Linked DNA regions of Homo sapiens: all the other regions are linked to region 1. Evidence: chromatin loops called from intact Hi-C (ENCODE). Cell type or tissue: PC-3. All regions are shown on one strand.

What was found. Hi-C counts contacts between places; a loop is a spot of excess contacts. Peaks named below come from ENCODE experiments on the same cell type or tissue, not always from the same donor. Only the 100,000 strongest peaks of a DNase experiment are listed, where the experiment ranks them.
Region 2: it touches region 1 in a loop (8-fold over the local background); 5 of 110 quality-filtered maps call a loop at or near these places.
Region 3: a loop joins it to region 1, with 2.5 times the contacts of the local background. A loop is called at or near these places in 2 of 110 quality-filtered maps.

What each region holds. Positions count from the first base shown.
Region 1 is chr12:42,022,849-42,026,848 of GRCh38, forward strand. It overlaps LOC105378247 (a long non-coding RNA gene), which reads right to left and starts at 3,754. Exons shown (of 4, transcript XR_944875.4): 1 at 3,589-3,754; 2 at 1,441-1,646. In PC-3, CTCF peaks have their summits at 1,545 (motif pointing left) and 1,750; a DNase peak (open chromatin) is centred at 1,503; H3K4me3 peaks cover 463 bases.
Region 2 is chr12:41,189,047-41,193,046 of GRCh38, forward strand. It overlaps PDZRN4 (PDZ domain containing ring finger 4), which reads left to right. Exons shown (of 10, transcript NM_001164595.2): 1 at 1-57; 2 at 2,412-2,498. Among named protein-coding and RNA genes, the nearest start is that of PDZRN4, 2.7 kb to the left of the region's middle. In PC-3, a CTCF peak has its summit at 1,550 (motif pointing right); no DNase peak of the experiment used is centred here; H3K27me3 peaks cover 2,494 bases.
Region 3 is chr12:42,102,049-42,106,048 of GRCh38, forward strand. It overlaps GXYLT1 (glucoside xylosyltransferase 1), which reads right to left. Exons shown (of 8, transcript NM_173601.2): 5 at 3,770-4,000. Among named protein-coding and RNA genes, the nearest start is that of GXYLT1, 41 kb to the right of the region's middle. In PC-3, a CTCF peak has its summit at 2,257 (motif pointing left); no DNase peak of the experiment used is centred here.

The sequences.
Region 1 (4,000 bases):
CATAGAATGGCTGCCTGTCCTGTAAGGTTCTATGGATATAAACTCACTTGCAATTCATCCTGCTGAAAATGTCTCCTTTCCCGCCACCTACTTAGGTCCTGTTCTGCTTCTACTCTGCAACACTCTGAATTCTGGCTGTTGCTTTTGTTTTTTGTTTTGTTTTGTTTTTAGCATGTAAGGGTGTCTTTTCTCACTTTCAAGCTGAGCTATACATTCAAGGCTTTCTCTTATATTTCCAGCGTGTCTCTATGTCCAGAGCCTGAGGAGGGCTTCCCACCGTACCCTGGTTTGCTATGTTCAAGGTAGTCTCCACCAAAAGTTCATTCATTCAGTCAACATTTCTGAGAGCTTATGAGGTGTCAGGCACTACGCAGGGCACAGAGGGCACAAACATGAGTGAGATGGCATGCCTGTTCCTAGCAATCTCATAGTCTAGAGAGGAAACTCCAGCACAACGGGGCTAGTGCCTGGTATAGGTGTGAACAAAGGGAACAGCAGCAAAGAGAACCAAGCCACTGACTCTGATGGGAATGGTGGGGAGGGATTTGCACGTATGGCTGTGCGATGAGTGTGACCAATATCCATCCATGATCCGCATGGCAGGGAAATAAATTAACCTTGACATTTATGATCTGTACTTGTTTAAAAATATAATCGAGCATAACATCAGATGGGTTGTTAGACTGATCCTCAAGAAACCTGGGTCAGAGTTCTCACTCTGCCTCTATGTGAACTGAGCACGGCATTGCACATGGCCAGGCGTCACTTTCTCACAGTATTATTTAATCAGTTGAGTTAAATAATCCCTAAGATCCCAACTAGCTGAAAACTACATGATTATTATACTTAATGTCATCACTTTCCCACCCAAAAAGCATTTCTATAAGTTATTTAAGAAAATAAAGCTAAATATATCTGTTTGCCACGGTCAACACATGCAAATTTAGCCAAAGGAACAGACCTAGAAGAAGAAAGCAGACACAAACCAAAAGACTAAAGAGCGGAGAGATTGCTGGGGAGCCCTGGGCACAATGAGTGGATGAAGCAGGAACGCAGAGAAGTGTGGCTGTGGTTGTTTAGTTTTGACTGAATATCTGCAGGTCACCTTCTTGACCACAAACTTCTCAAAGTTCCAAATCACATCTTCTCACTGCAGCCCACTAAAGAGCACCAAGGGATCTTTCATAAATACAAATTGGTTATGATGAAGAAGAGAGTGTCCGTTCGCTGATGTTTGTTGAGTGCTGCTGATAACAGTCTTTCAACCTGCCCCGAGCTGCCTTCTCCTGACAAGCAATTTGTAAGACGTAATGAGCCCGGTTAATCCAACACACGCAGCCCCCTGGATCACATGTAACAGAAACTGCACGTCCTCCAGAGCACAGATCAGTATGAAGCGAGGTAAACTGTGATTCTAAATGCGTAGTTTCCTTTGCTCACCCAGCTCGGAATAGGTCGCTTGCAATCTTCAACTCAGCTCTGCCAAAGTTGGATTCCTGTCCCGCCACCGAGGCGGCAAAATGGGAAGCGCAGCGCCATCTGCTGTCCGTCGAGGGGAGAGTCGAGGCTGCTACGGAATTGCTACGGTGTATGGAAGGGGGTCCTTCCGGTGGGACCTGGACTCCTTTGCAAAGCAATTCTCTCCACTATAAAGGAATACATGAGATTTATTTGTTACAGTGCGAGCTTTCGTATTTATTTTGTTTTCTTTAGGTATGATAGTCTAGATAAAATTTCTTTGATTTCAGACAAAAATGAAATTAGAAATTCAAACCTAGTTATAATGTTTTAATGTATGCACTAAACTAGGGCATGCATTTCATAATAAAAGTATCTAACCCCAATTACAGAGCTTTCCTTCACATTCATTGTAAGTACCATAAAATTAATGGCGTACACACAAGCTGATATTTATACAAATATAAAGAGAACTATTGAAGAAGGAAAATGTATTCAACTATGTTATAAAAGAAACAGCACCTTTTGAGTTATTAAATATTTTTACAGTAACATTAGAATTTAAAGCAAATGGTTCAAAGGATGTCTTGCTTTCCTAAAAAAGCTGAAACTTTGCACCAAGTTGGCTGATTTGTTCTTAATTGCACTTGGTATGTAATTCTATTTTAATAGTCTATTTTCAGAGCTGACAGTGGGACACTGAGTTTCTTTCAACTATGAATGAAAACGTAATGTTTAGGACTAGATATTGGCTTTCTAATGTAGATGATTTGGAGCTTGTGTGTTATGACCAGAAAAAAAAAATGGTGGACAGAATGTCAAGGACAGCCACAAATATCTCGGAAGTCTCACCTACAGTACCGCCATCCCTAAGATTCTAGAAAGATACTATGATGGGGACCTGGACAGTGATACCCAGAGGCAGCTTCCTTTGGCCACTTTCTCCCGACATCTGATTCCAGTGGATATTTATTAATTAAGCTTCTATTACTATAATTTCAGGTAGGAGAGACCGAAACAGGTAAACTATGCTTATTTTTTATTACAAATATTCCCAAAAATATTTGGAAAGAAAAAGATGCTAGAAATAGCATCTTCAGGAAACAAAGTATAGGTTACGCTGTAAGAAACTGCTGCTGCTTGGCTATTTTTTTTTTTTTTTTACCAAAAGCAAAGGAATTTCATATAGTTCACCCTAATACTTAGGACACTCAAGGGTGCACTGACATGGATGTGATAGGGAATGACATCCCTTGTAAACGCAGTCTTTACATAGATGCTTCTTCACGTCTGAGGCTAGGTTTATGAGAAGTTAGTTTGGACAAATGTTTTAGTCTGTGACATGAGTTTTATAAAAGAGCACCATCCCTCAGCAGAATGCAGTAGCTCAAATGAGCTTTCAATAGGGGCTGTTGATTTGGTTGTTAAGACTTAGATTCTTATCCTTGTTCACCAGTTAAGTCTCTGTCCAGCTTTTCTTATTGTAGAGTAGATAAGAACTATATATAAAATTAATATTTTCATACATTGACTAGTAGACATGCTGCAATACAAAAAGCCCATTTTTAAGTCAGTTGCTTAAATGTAAGCAAGCACTTCCTCAAAGAAATAAAAAGTGGTCCTAAAAAGTGGTCAAGTTTTCAGGTCCAGTCACAGGGGTCTACATAATTCACAATTCAGCCACACTCATGTTATTTTACAAATCTGAATTATAAGCCAAGGAAGCAGAAAGACAAAACGAAGAAGAAAAGTGATCAAAAACTGATAGTATGGTACTTAGTGTTTATGATACCATGTTCAGTATTCTGGTAAACCATGATATTCTTAAGTATTGAAATACATACTTAGTTCTGAATGATGCTGATATTTTCATACTTCCAAAAAACATGAAATCTAAATCCTTTATGTATTCAAAAATCAATGACTCAATTTTTGATGTATGCAACAAAACAAATCTGTGTTCATTTTTTTACATCTACACAGATCTACACCCATAAAGGCCGCAATGAGCAAACAGATGTGCAACTGGAGCTTCCACTGAAAGCATAAGTCTCAGTCTGTGCATGATGAAACTAAGAAAAACAAAGACAAGCAGAAATGCTCTCTTCAAAACAAAATAGAACAGCTTACCATAATAAAAAGACTGTCACTCTAAAAAAACAAAGTACGAAATTTTCAAAAAGTACTCTTCAAAGAGATGGGGTGACTTGAAGATAGTCAAAAGAAAATGTCTGAGCCAGGAGTGGTGACGTGTACTTGTAGTCCCAGCTGCTTAGGAAGCTGAGGCAGGAAGATTGCTTGAATCCAGGAGTTGGAGACCATCTTGTGCAATATAGCAAGACCCCATATCTAAGAAAAAGCAGAAAGAAAACAAGACACTATTTTATAGATTTTATTGATGAATAATTTATACTATTATAATGTATGCTTATTTTCATAAATTTTTATATTACTTGAGGTTTTCTAGGTTTATACATTTTTATATTTGAAATGTATGAAATTTTGAGTCCCAATGAAATTTTTTAGGAATTCTAAAAATGTG
Region 2 (4,000 bases), 830 kb before region 1:
CAATACATGGCTCACGTCCGCAACTTCGTCGGCGACCTCGGTGGCGGCCACCGCAGGGTAAGCAAAGGGGGGTGGGCACCGCGGGCATGGTCGATTGGGGTGGGAAAAGGAGCGGTTCTTTCTGACGCTTCAGGATTCCTTTGGAATTGGGCATCCTTCCTCACTATGCAGCAGGAAACATCCACACCCTGATCATACTTTCCTGTCATTATCTTACGAATGGATTGGCGTCGAAGTTAAGGATTGTCCCTTTTCTGATTATATTACGATTGGAAAGAGTTAAACAGATTCGATTCTAACTTTCCCCCGGGAAAGTAGGAATTGTGAAAACTCATTTTCCATCCAGACTCTCGTTTTCCATCTTTCACCCTCCTGCCCACCGTCTCTGCCTATTTTTTGAGCACTTGTCCCGTGCCTGAAGCAAATCCGAGAAGGAAAGACAGAAAGCGAAGACTTTCCCGGCCCAGCCTTTCCTCTCCCGCGGCCACCAGCATCCCCGCGGCCCTGGCAGCCGCGCACGCACACCTGGGACTGGTGTCAGCGTTGATGACACTTGCGCTGCCACTGCCTGAATCAACTGCCTTCTATTAAGTTGGGGACTGTGAGGCACGTTGGGGCCAGGACAGCCTCAGGAGTTGAGAGATGGGGTTTCTTAGACTTGCAGAGTTCATTTCATCACTCTGACTTTCCCTAAATAAGCCTTCCTTGCCTCGGGATCTCATTATTGGTGGAGAGAGAGAGAGAGATTGAGATTGTGTGTGTGCGACCTGGGAAGTCCAGTCCGAGAACCTCCATCTGTGGTCAGACCGGCCCTGCGAGCCCCCAGGCAGCGGTTGTTTCCCTTCTTTGTCTAAGCTGCTGGCCCCGAACTGCGCTCCTGGTCCTCCCGCCGGCTTTCATACCGAATAAACAAGCCTCTTTGCAGCATCCCGTGTGAAGAGGCTTGTTTATAAAGCTGTTACTTCTCTCCTGGAGGACTTCTGCACAGTGTCTGACATTGTTGGTCGCTGCCATGGTGAGCAGGGATTTAGCAGAATTTGCGCACCATTCAAGGAGCTGTTTTCATTCTTCAGCACTCCCGGGGAGGAGCAACCCAGAAAGATTCCCATTTGGGACTGGCTGCTCCACACTGCCTCTAACTCAGGCACTGAGTTTAGAAGCGCCCGTCTTGAACGTAAAAGAGAAAATTGAAGTGAGAGGGACTAAAATGTTTCTACCTTGATGAATGGAAGCACGTTGTGTATTAAACGACCGGTTTCAAGGAGTATTTCTCTAGTTCATATATGCATATACATATACGCATATATACAGGTAAATTTACAAAACGGGAGGACCCGGGGAAAAGCACAGATAGAAGCTTTGTATTACCAGTCCAGGTTTCAAGGTCGTAGGAAACCAATGGTTGAAGGAAAGGAGGAACAGCTAGAATAATATTACAGAAAAGTCCATGCAACAAGTCAAGCTATGATTCTGAGAAGTGAGAAAAACTGCCCATGATTTGCAGACTAGCCAAAACCTTCTATGTGTTCCTCAGAAGTGTTTTTCTACTACCAGTAGGGGCTGCTCTGCGCATTGCCTGGGAAAAGCTCCTGGGAAAATATCTTGATGCTGATAGCAGTGATGATGATGCATATGTTCTGAATGTTATCATTCAGAAATAGTTTCCAAGTAAAGGTTAATAACATCTACAACCATGAATAAACCCACCTAGTCCAGCACTAATTCATCCTATGTGTAAGTTAGTCTTTACTAATAAACATTGTAGCTATAATTCATATTTGTTTTACTATTATTTGGCCAGCAGGAAAAAATACATACTACTTTACCTAGCACAAACCCTTATTTTTTTATTCTGCAGGAATTATGCAAAACCAAATAGGAATATTATTTAAAATTAGGACTACAGTAGCCTAACAGATCCTGCATTACAACAGCAACATGAATGTTATGACTATAATTTATAAATAGTTCCAGTGTTTCTTAAATTCCTTAAGACTTTACAAAATAAAAATTTTACACTATTGATAATTTATATTTTACTTTTCTGTAATGGAGGGAAAAATAAAGATACCTCCAAGGTTTAACCAGAAATCTGTTTTCAATTGCAGTGAAATCAGATTTAGATACTGCATTAGGATAAAAGAGCTTCCTGTCTCAAAATGCAAAGCCATTTAGTAATTTTTGAAAATAGGGCTTTTTCCCCTCACATGCACAGTTGTTCTTTTTCAAATACATACTTGCAAAGTAAGTATAGGAAAATGTCAACCTTCTGCCACATTCAACCATCCTTAATTTTAAAGTTTTCCTCTTTTCACATGTCAGTTAACTTACAGTACATAAAAACTTATTGTAGGATTTATTTTTCTTTTATATTTTTACCTGGTTAAGTCATTTTATACATTTTTTTCTAGGATGGAGAGCATAAGCCATTCACTATTGTGTTAGAAAGAGAAAATGACACTTTGGGATTCAATATTATAGGAGGTCGACCAAATCAGGTAAAACACCTTGTTAATGCATTACTCGTTACTTATAAAATAAGCATTAATAAGCATTACTCATTGCTTATAAAATAATAGAGGACTTAGCTTTTGTTTGTGGATTTTGAGTAAGAAAAACAAGTGGTTTAATCTTTAAAATTATACTTGTGATCAAATATCAGATTTCTTAATGCAAATATTCCAGTACATACCCAGATTTTATTTATTTATTTATTTATTTATTTATTTATTTATTTATTTTGTTTGTTTGTTTGAGACAGAGTCTTGCTCTGTTGCCCAGGCTAGAGTGCAGTGGCACGATCTCAGCTCACTGCAACCTCTTCCTCCTGGGTTCAAGCAATTCTCCTGCCTCAGCCTCCCAAATAGCTGGGATTACAGGCTCCTGCCACCACACCCGGCTAATTTTTTGTATTTTTAGTAGAGACAGGGTTTCACATGTTGGCCAGGCTCGTTTTGAACTCCTCACCCCAAGTGATCCACCTCACGGTCTCCCAAAGTGCTAGGATTACAGGTGTGAGCCACCATGCCTGGCTCTGATTTTATTATTTTTTAATTTTTAAAAATTATTTTCTTTTTGAGTTGGAGTATCACTCTGCAGCCCAGGCTGGAGTGCAGTAGCGTGATCTCAGCTCAATGCAACCACTGCCTCTGGTTCAATTGATTCTCCTGCCTCAACCACCCAAGTAGCTGGGATTATAGGCGTGTGCCACCACGCCCAGCTAATTTTTGTATTTGTAGCAGAGAAAATACAAAATGTTGGCAAAGCTGGTCTCGAACTCCTAATCTCAAGTGATCCACCTCCCTCACCTCCCAAAGTGCTGGGATTACAGGCTTGAGCCACTGCACCTGGCCTTTATTTTTGAGAAAAACAAAAAACAACAGCTAGCAAACTTGGTTCTCTTTGCTACTTTAAAAGAAGAAAAGGAAAGTACATTTCACATTTTATCTAAATTTTATTGTCCTTTTGGCAAATTTCTTGAATAAACCTATTTCACAATACCATGTGTAGGCAATTTCTATTTGATAATATTAGGCAATTGTATTGCCTGCTTAAACCTATTTATTAAGTGCAATTACTCAGTTTGAAGATGCTAATACAGACTAGGAAGAAAATTATATTGAATGAATGAATGAACAGTTGAAACAAGGGATGATTGATTTCAATAGGAAGTACCATGTTAAAGAAAAACAGTTGATTAGAAATATTTTTGGCTCCCCAAACCGAGTTCTTTGTTTGATTGCATGAATAATATTCTTCATGTTGATGTCAATTGTTTTCAAAATGCATATTTTAAACTTATAGAATATACTGTAGTTGCAAAGTTCTTTTATATCTTTGAATTCCTGTGTCAACTTAATTTTCACCGTAACTGGAAAAAGGTGGTTAAGTTTTAAAAAATGATGTTCTTTAATTTTTCTCAATAAACTGCCATGAAATTTTTGCATCCTGCATTGCAGATGTTGTACAAGGAAACTGTCTTAGTGTTGTTGGCCATATG
Region 3 (4,000 bases), 79 kb after region 1:
GAAAACTGTAGTTCTAATTTTACAAAATTTAGCAAACCTATGACCAAATACATGTATGTTACATCAAGATCAATTAGTTTCATTTTTTGAATTAAGCATGCTTTGAAAATGAATGGACTGTCATTATCAGCCTGTCCTATACATACATATAAAATTAAAGCGCATTCACATTATGCTCCAACAAAAAAGTGGGAACTCATCAATTCCCAAAGATTAGTTACTTCACTTTAAAAAGTTCTACCCCTTTGGCAAGATGTTCGTTGTTGTTATTCTGCTCTCATAAGCTATGTACTAACACAAGAAAACTCTTTATCACATACATCTTACAAATATGTAAAAGCATTGTATCTACTTCATACAAAGTGTTCCCTTTTCCAGTATTTTTCAATTCATTAATGGCCTAGTTTCTAAAACCTTCATCTGACTCTCCTTTGCTAGCAATTATCTATCAAGTTGCTACTTTATGTCAGACACTGTGCTAAATATTCTTAATATAAAGCTGTATAAAAGACACATCCTGCCCTCAGTAGGTGGAGCAAACAGACAAAAAAATACTCTACAAAATAATATATAGAAAGCTGAAAAGGGCAGAGTAAACAAAGAAAAAATTCCCACCATGTCTAATTTATACTCTTTGGTTTTTCTCTAATAAACAGGAAAAGGCTAAGAAATACAGTAATACATTTTTTAGAAGGAGAGAAAATAAATACCCTAATAGGGATTCAACACGGCAAATACGATACTGCAAAATAGAACGTAATCATTTAACCAATGTTATTCATTATCTAGCAAATATACAATTATGAGATTAAAAATTATGATTTTTAAAAAGTTGTATTTAATATTTAATTTAATTTAATAATTATTTCATTAAATTAAATTATTTGAATTTAAATTTTTTAATTTTTTTTTTCTTTTGAGACAGAGTCTCACTCACATTGTCACTCTGTAGCTCAGGCTGGAGTGCAGTGGCCCAATATCAGCTCACTGCAACCTCTGCCTCCCTGGTTCAAGCAATTCTGTCTCAGCCTCCCAAGTAGCTGGGAATACAGGCATGCACCACCATGCACAGCTCATTTTTTCTATTTTTAGTAGAGATGGGGTTTCACTGTGTTGGTCAGACTGGTCTCACACTCCTGGCCTCAAGTGATCCACCCACCTCGGTCTCCCAAAGTCTTGGAATTACAGGCGTGAGCCACCACACCTGGACCTATTTTAACTTTTTAATATACATAACTATAATACACCAGGTTCGAAATGAACAGCCACAAGTAGTAAGAACCAGGTGACAGCAAGGCAAATAAATAAACTATGACCTTTGTCCTAAATTTTTATTGTGGCTGTACATGGGTTAAGAACCATGAAGCAACAATCGTGGATCTGTATAAAACAGTTTGGAAAGTGATTATAAGTAACTCAGTTATATTGCTAAATTTCTAAAATTTAAGATCTGTGCTAGAAACTGTAAAACTGGTAGGAAAAACCAAGACAATGTTTTGCTATAGATATAAAGATCAAGAAAAATAAAAATATATGAGAAAAGGAATTAACAATCAATAAATTTTGCAGGACCATCTCGACAATCCTAAGTATAATAAAATATTTGAAAACAAAGCAAATCTGAGTATGTTCCCAAGGAGCAAGAACAGGGTTGTTTGTAACACAGGAATAGTAGGTGTGAAGTAAATTATACCTGCCAAATTAACATACAACCAATCATCTTGTGTTTTTTTTCACAGTCATTAATGTGCAGAAGAAAAAAAGGTTTGAAAGTTTAGAAATTATTCCAACTCCCATAACTACACCTCTAGGTAGCTTAGAACATGTCACAGAAAAAAAAAGAAAAAGGGAAAGGGAGAAACTATTATTTATGAATGATATTTAAATAAGTAATAGGTAAGTTAAAAACAGTAAATCTGGCCAAGCGCAGTGGCTCACGCCTATAAACCCAGCACTTTGGGGGTTTGAGGTGGGAGGATCACATGAGGCCAGGAGTTCAAGACCAGCCTGGGCAACTCTTTTTCTGTAGAGACTGTTCTCTACAAAAAAGTAAAATAAGAACAAAATAATTTTAAAAACAATGGATTTGAACTATATAGCTATTTTTAAGTTGTAATCAAATGGTGTTATATTATCTCTATAGTTCTTTGCAACACTAAACTTCTATTAATTTCATAAATTTCAAATGCAGTTATTGAGAAGTCACATTTTTTTTTTTTGCAGATAATCTTACAGCACCATCTTCTGGTATAAGATCACTGTGCACAGTCTAACAATCAGAAAATAACAATCATGTTACTATCTTAGTTTTACTATATTTAGTAAAACTTTACAGTACATGAAATTTAAAAATTCAAGACAGAATAACAAACTTGGTAACCAAAGAGAGATGTTCTCTGTTAAACAAGAGCAGAGGTTACCTAACACTGGGCTTATTAATGCAATCAGTTGTGGGAGACAAAACTAAATTTAAATCAGAATTTTAAAAAGATTCAGAAAAGGGAAAGCTAAAAAAAAAAAAAACTAAGTTTAAGATCAACAGAATAGACAAGTGACAGGTAATAGCTGTCAGACTTCTAAGACTGAAGTGTTGGCACATGGTAATGGCTACAGCAGTACTGCTGCCTATACCAAAGGTAAGAGGAAACAGTTCCAAATGAGGAAAAGACTTAAATCAGACATGTAGAAAGAATAAACTCCATTCCACCAGATACCATGTGAAAAACGCATGACAAAAATACATACATATAAATGTACACATATATCACAAAAGACATGATATCCCTTAATGTTTAATTTAGTCCTAATGAGATATAAAGGAATAAACAGTAACTCTATACTCCTAGAGGGTATAGTGTTTGCTCAGAAGTCACTGTTTTTAGCTAACATTTTACTGCTTACTTCCTGTCACGCTCTATTAAGAATTTTCAACAGATCTCTTTTAAATTAACTTAGTTAAGTCTGTTTATTATCTTATTCAGCTGAGAGAATTCATACTTAAAAGTTAACTAAGTGGCTAGTAGTTAAGTACTGCACAGGAGGCAAAGCTACACAGAAAGCCAGTCTGATTCCAGAGCAAGCAAACTACAGTGACTTGCAACTTAGATATACAACTAATCTACATGAAACTGGTAAATATTAGTACATACTGATGAAGTCTAAATGCACATTCAGAGAATTTAAATAGTCTGACTTTTCTACTGACCACACAATTTGAAAGACTGGAAACACGCAGGAATTTTTTAAGTTAACTTCCAATAACACCATAATAGCTAACATTTACTATGTGTCAGCCACTGTTCTAACTCATTTACTCCTCACAAAAGTCCCAAGACATTGGTAGTGCTATCATTTCCATTTTACGGGTGAGAACAAACAGGTTGCAGAGTCTATGCTCTTAACTGCAACTCCATGTTGTCCCTAAGGTATATCATAATTTAGATTCTATGTATTCTATGAATGTACAACTACAAAATAACATCTGCTTCCTGGAATGGCAATCTAGGGAGAAGATGTTCACTACTTAGGGCATTGTTATTTTACTCCATTGTCATGTCATCTGGTTTGACCTATTGTAATGCTCTGTTAAACAGAATAATATGAACACACTTCTAGATAAATCTAGATATTTATATTCTTCTAATGAGATTATTCTAAATAGAAAAATTATTTATAGTTCAATTTAGTTTTTAATAAAATTTAGTTTTATTAAAAACAATTTAGAAGGTTTTTAGAGAAATGTTAACAACTACCTGTATTAGTGACTTACCTTGAAATACTTCCTTCTCATTCGAGTCATGTTCATCAACATAACTCCAGAGTTTACTCCAGTTTTTCCATAATATGGATGCCTAGCAAAGCGATTATACCATCCTATTCGAGGTTCCTCATGTTCTGGTGCCATTGCAGCAATTTGTGTGGAATTAAATTTCTTTAGTAAAGACCAAATATCATCAACTGGTCGTAAAAAAAGGATATCAGTGTCGACATACAATAGTGA